Regions from separate parts of the Homo sapiens genome. Here region 2 is linked to region 1. Evidence: chromatin loops called from intact Hi-C (ENCODE). Cell type or tissue: B cell. All regions are shown on one strand. Each heading gives the region's core, and the rest is flanking DNA. Links, peaks and the distances in the headings are about the cores only. Region 1 has its middle 22 kb from the start of SCIRT. Region 2 overlaps AARS2 (alanyl-tRNA synthetase 2, mitochondrial).

What was found. Hi-C counts contacts between places; a loop is a spot of excess contacts. Peaks named below come from ENCODE experiments on the same cell type or tissue, not always from the same donor. Only the 100,000 strongest peaks of a DNase experiment are listed, where the experiment ranks them.
Region 2: it touches region 1 in a loop (30-fold over the local background); 5 of 110 quality-filtered maps call a loop at or near these places.

Annotation. Positions count from the first base shown.
Region 1 is chr6:44,095,158-44,098,057 of GRCh38, forward strand. No RefSeq gene overlaps it. Among named protein-coding and RNA genes, the nearest start is that of SCIRT, 22 kb to the left of the region's middle. RefSeq lists silencers at 1,595-1,889, 1,667-1,836. In B cell, for the core only: a CTCF peak has its summit at 1,729 (motif pointing right); a DNase peak (open chromatin) is centred at 1,734.
Region 2 is chr6:44,303,286-44,306,185 of GRCh38, forward strand. It overlaps AARS2 (alanyl-tRNA synthetase 2, mitochondrial), which reads right to left. Exons shown (of 22, transcript NM_020745.4): 10 at 2,368-2,501; 11 at 1,769-1,913; 12 at 1,360-1,532; 13 at 1,135-1,248; 14 at 896-1,036; 15 at 1-138. Among named protein-coding and RNA genes, the nearest start is that of DRC5, 7.0 kb to the left of the region's middle. In B cell, for the core only: CTCF peaks have their summits at 1,673 (motif pointing left) and 1,879; a DNase peak (open chromatin) is centred at 1,656.

The DNA of each region.
Region 1 (2,900 bases), core at 167-2,666:
AGTAGAACTGGCGGGAGATGGGCGTGGAAGGCAGGGTGGGCCAGACCAGAAGGGACCCTGAATGCCTACCAAGGATGTCTACATTGAATTTCTGGGCAACGAGGAGCCAAGGCAGGTTCTTCAACAGGCTGAGCTGTACTGTGCTTTAGAAAGATGACTGTGATGCAGGGGCCTGGAGAGGCTGGTGTGTGGGGAGGGGCAGCTAAAATAAATGGCCAGAGGCTGTAGAGAGAGGTGGGGCAGGACAGGGCCCGTCAAGCCCCAGAGGTAACCAAGACTGAGAAGGAGTTTCACTCTTGTTGCCCAGGCTGGAGTGCAATGGTGCGATCTTGGCTCACTGCAACCTCTGCCTCCCGAGTTCAAGCGATTTTCCTGCCTCAGCCTCCTGAGTAGCTGAAACTACAGGCGTGTGCCACCACACCCAGCTAATTTTTGTATTTTTAGTAGAGACAGGTTTTCACCATGTTGGCCAGCTGGTCTCGAACTCCTGATCTCAGGTGACCCACCCTCCTTAGCCTCCCAAAGTGCTAGGATTACAGGAATGAGCTACCACACCCGGCCAAGAAAGTATTTTTACAGACCCCAAGAATGGGGTGTCCAGCTGGGCGTGGTGGCTCATGCCTGTAAAATCCCAGTACTTTGGGAGGCCAAGGTTGGCGGATCACCTGAGGTCAGGAGTTCGAGACCAGCCTGGCCAGCATGGTGAAACCCTGTCTCTACTAAAAATACAAAAAATTAGCTGGGCGTGGTGGGAGGAGCCCGTAATCCCAGCTACTTGGGAGGCTGAGGCAGGAGAATCGCTTGAACCCGAGATGGCGCCATTGCACTCCAATCTGGGTGACGAGAGCGAAACTCCGTCTCAAAAAACAAAAAAAGAATGCAGTGTCCCCAGCCCCAGGCCCCGCCCTGCTTCACCCCACCTCCCTCCACAGTTTGGCCTGGGTCCATGGCTGGAGTCCCTTCCTAGCCTATAGCCCCAGGCCCTGCTGCAGTGACCCCCATCAGCCCAGGGCATTCTGTTCATGCCCCATGACTCTCATGAAGGATGAGAGCAGGGTGCTGGCTTTACAGGAGTTGGGTGAACCTCAGATACTGAGAGTGGACAACACTTACACAGCCCTGACCCGGAAAGGGGACCTGTTTTAAGTGCCTTATTTTGACTCACTTCAACCCTACAAGGTACGTACTATTACATTCCAAGGAGGGGAAACTGATGCACAGGGGACTTGCCCAAGGGATGTGAACCCTGGCAGTCTGGTGCCAGGGTCTGTCCTCCGTACTCCACCTCAAGGTAGTCATTGCTCTCTCTAGACTCTGAGTGTCTCTACCTGCTCTCCTCTCTCCTCTTTGCTTTCACAATGATCCTGCCAGATGCTCTCTTTCCTGCCAGAAGGGAGGGCTACATGTGAAAATCTGGCATCAGAGTCTCAGCCACTCCCTTCTCAGGAACCACCTGCCTGCCTGCCATAGCAGGCGGTGAAGAGCCAGCCCTGACATCAGACAGCTCCTGGAGGCAGGCAGGCCTGTCTGAACCCTCCTCCCTGCTGCAACAGAAATGGCTACCAGCCCCACTGGCCAGGCCTACAGCAGGCTGTGCCTGGCCCCCACTTGACAGGCAGCACTCACCTCTCACCTCTGCTCTGGGGGCCCAGCTGAGGCAGCACCTGCCCAGGATGTCATGGTGCCATAGTTGCACCAGCTCCAGGACCAGGGCAGCTGAACGCCCCTTTGCCCACTAGATGGCACAATGTGCACAGAAATGTGGGTTGACCGCTTGGCCACCCTTTCCACCTGCAGAGGAACTGGATTTCACCACACTCTGCATTTATCTCATTTTTATTCTCATTCCTCATCCTAACCCATAGCCAACCATTTGTATGTGTCCTTGCAAAACAAGTGCATGTATTTTTTAGTTTCACAATTAGTAATATATATATATATATATATATATATATATATAAAAAACACACACACACATTATAGATATATTTCTTAATTGTTTTCGCTCAGCACTGTATTTTTAAACCTCATTCATGTTGCTGTGAGCACATTTAGTTTCTGGTGGGCACCTTCCACATTTATTTACCCACTCTGAGGGCGACAGGCACCCAAGTTCCCTCCAACACCCCAGCAACCCTGCCATGACCGTCCTTGACAGGAACCGTTACGGCTCGGCCTGAAAACCTAAGAAGCGGAATTGCCAGGTTACAGGGCATGCAGCGACTTCATTTGGCACAGTACTGCCAGCCAGCTCTCAACCCACCCAGTTCTTGGAGGGTTCCTGGGGAAAAGACGCCCAGCCTCCTAGGACTAGTCAGCCTAGCACCCCTTCCTGTGGGGAGGGGCCCCAATCCTTTCTGCTTGGGCCCAAGGGAGATGGAGAGCCAGTGGCCTCTGTCAAGAGCGTCTTGCAAAGGTAAGACCTTAAGGTCCTACATCTCCCCTGGGCATTTTTTTTTTTAAGTAAAGGGCAATGGCTGGCCTGTTAAATCCCCCACATCCCTCTCTTCAGGAGCCTTTCTGATTACAAAGCCCATTCTTTTTCTCCCTTCTCCTCCCACAGAACTATCCCAGTTTCCTGCATTTTCCCATTTCTCTTCCTCTGCCCATCCCTTCCATGTGAACACCCTACACTTACTAGCTATGTGTCTGTGGACAAGTTACTTGGACTCTCCCTCTTTGTCTATAATATGGAAATAAGTAATATCATTACTAATAATAGGCACACAGGCATAATCCCTCCCTGGCCTCTGCACACAGCCCTCTCTCTAACTCAATGCTGCCCCACTTCCCACATATATTTAAGTAGCTCAAGCCCCTCCTCCCCCAGGAAGTCATCCCTGATTGAACCAGATACAGTCCCAATGTCCTTAATCCAACTGTCACCTACTAAGAGCTCA
Region 2 (2,900 bases), core at 289-2,788, 210 kb after region 1:
CTCATCCAGAGAGCGCAGGCCAGGGACCTGGGCAGTGAGCGCCAGGGGCACCTCCTCCATGTACACAGCCTCATCCTGCCCCACGGCCTCCTGCACAGTGTTCTCCACTGCCCGGAGCTGCTCTGGGGTCAATGGGGTCTGGAGGGGTGGGGAGGAAATGGAAAGACCAACATGCAGTCAGCCCCACACCTCTAACTGATGCATTGAAACACGGTCAATGTTCACTGAGCTATCCCCAGGTTCTAGAATAGTGGCTAGCACATAATAGGTGCTCAATAAACACTACCTGAGCAGACAATTATTTTCCTTAGAAAGCTATCTGGGAGTTGGGCCTATTGGAAGCTCCAGGCCTTTCACCAGGCACCAAAAGTTAAAGAAACAGAAAAAGGAGGCTGTATCCACATGGAGCTTACAAGGGGTAGCCCAATGGAAGAGAGAACTACAGGATGGGGGGATGCAGGGGCAGGGAATAAGCAGGTGGGATGGGGATTAGCCAGCAAGTACTTCCTGGAGAAAGGATTTAAGCCAGATGTGTAAGAAGCGCAGGGAGACAGGGTGGCAGCAGAGGGAGAGGGCAGCCCAGTTTAGGCAAGAATGGCTTGGATGACAGTAGAAACAAGGAAGGGGAGCGGCTGGAGGTGAAGGGAAGGCCCCTGCTGGAGGGCCTTCAGGATCCCACATCAGAGCTGGGCGAGGCCCCAGACACTCTGTAGCCTGACTCCTCACTGCTGCACAAGGAGCCCAAGGGGAAAGGACTTGCCCAGGGTCCCATAGTGATTGGGTGGCCGTGCTGGGCCTAGAGCCCAGGACTCTAAGGGCAACCCGCTCACAGCAGGCTGTCTCTCTTTTATGCCTGTCACCTCACATGAAGCCTGTCTTTCTATGCCGGGCTCACCTGGGTGGTCACATCCAAGCGCAGCTGCTCAGGATTGAGATGGGAGCCCTGCTGCTCTGTGCCAGGGCCCAGGGTCTGCCTCAGTGCCCAGTTCAGCAGGTGGGTGGCCGTATGCTTCGCCATGCAGCCTAGACGCCAGGCCTGAAATACTTTTGTCACCCAGCGTCCTGGGTGAGGGCAGGGGGTTGGGAGAGTGAAGGGGCTGCAGGGTATTGGGAACAGTTAGGGAGGATCCTTACCTCATCCACATGCAGCTGCACCTGGTCCCCTAACCGCAGGCACTCAGGGGCTACTGCCTCATGCAGGATGAAACCTCCACAGACCTGGGCCCGGGCTACTGGGAACAGCACGTCCTGAGGGAGGGTAGTGGTCAAGGTGCCTGTAGCCTTTCCCTCCCCTTGGCTCCCACTCAGGCTTGGGTCTGCCGCCCACAGAAATCAGCCTGGGTTGTGATGGAGACTCACCTCTTGCCCTGCCCGCACCAGGTAGCCACGGTCTGAAGCCTGGCCCCCCTGTTCTGCGTAGAAGTTGGTCCTGTCCAAGAGGAGGCCACAGCGCTGGCCTTTCCCCACGGAGGCCACTGCTGTCCCGTCCTCTGTATACAGTTGCAACACCTGGGCCTCACAGGTGCCGAACTCTGCCAGGGCACAGAATGGTTATTAGTGGTGGGCAGGGGCTGGGGACGTGAAGGTGGGTCTGTGCCTGGAGGCCAACAAGCACCCCCGCTGGCAGGGGCACTTCCAGCTGGGGGCCACAGAGACCCCTGGTGGCCATCCTGGGGAATACATAGGGGCTAGCAGCAACCATCTTGGACATTCTTCTTAGTCATGGTCAGGCAAGCTTGTGGCGGCAGGCCTTGGTCCAGGCTCTCACCATAACTTCCGCTGGGTCGCAGGGAGTAGTTGTACTTGGGGCTGTCGTCAGTTGGGGGCACTCCTTGGCGCTGCAGCTCCCCAAGCGCATGGACATCAAGCCACAATCCCTGCTTCTGAACTGGCTCAGCCTGCCGTGCCCGGTGCTGCAGGGTGGGCATGGGCATGGAAGAAGTGCATGGAGAATGAAAGAATGAAAGTGGGACTTCAGCCTCGCAGGGCCCTGTCCCTGCCACACAGCTGTGGACTCTGCAGCCCTTCTGGAATAAGAACTCAGGGCTTGGCTGGCTGCTAGAGCCCCTGAGCTGGTTGAACCATCCATCATGTCGGCTCCTCGGGATTAGGCCTTCCTGCCCACTGCTGCCCCTGGAGGGCCCCTCTCCAGGAAGCTGTGCTGGCTTCTGCTCCTGTGTTTAGCCCATTGGCTAGTTTTGCTTTCTACTGGTTGTGGCCTGAGGTTTTAGAAACCTCCCAGGTGAGGGGACAGATCCTATCTCAGCCTCTTGATTCCTCTCAATATTCACAGCTCCTCCCCCAGGAGCTCAGGGCTGGGGAAGAGGTGTCCTAACAGAACCCAGCATGGGGTGCCACAGCTTGTACCTGGGCCTCCTCTTGGGCCAACCGCTCCAGTCCAGCGGAGTCTAGCTGGACCCCTTTCTCCTCCAGCATCAGCTCTACCATGTCCAAGGGGAGTCCCAGGTCTCCACACAGTGACAAGGACCAGGCCACTTCAGCTTTGAGAAAGAAAGACAAAGAATGTTGAGGAGGGGAGGGATTAGACAAAGAAGGGGAGAAAAATAAGGTCCAGGGCCCTTCTAACCACGCAGAAGCCACCAGATGCCAAACACAAATACCCGCTCCATACTGGGTAGCCTCAGGAGAGGGGTCACATTCAGGCTTCATGCCTCAAGGCCAGAGCTGGGGGTAGTCCAGGGTACTCCCTGGGCACACATCATTTCAAGGGAGGAGGGAAGCTCAGTCTATGCACGAAGCCAACCTAGGAAAGCAGGAGGCAGGGCTAGCTGGGCACTGTGGACATGGGGAGAGGCAGGGTGGTATTCCTGCTGCAGAGGGGTCTGGGTATGGAAGGAGAGTCCAGGGAGAAAGGAACATTGGGAAGAGGTCAGGGGTGG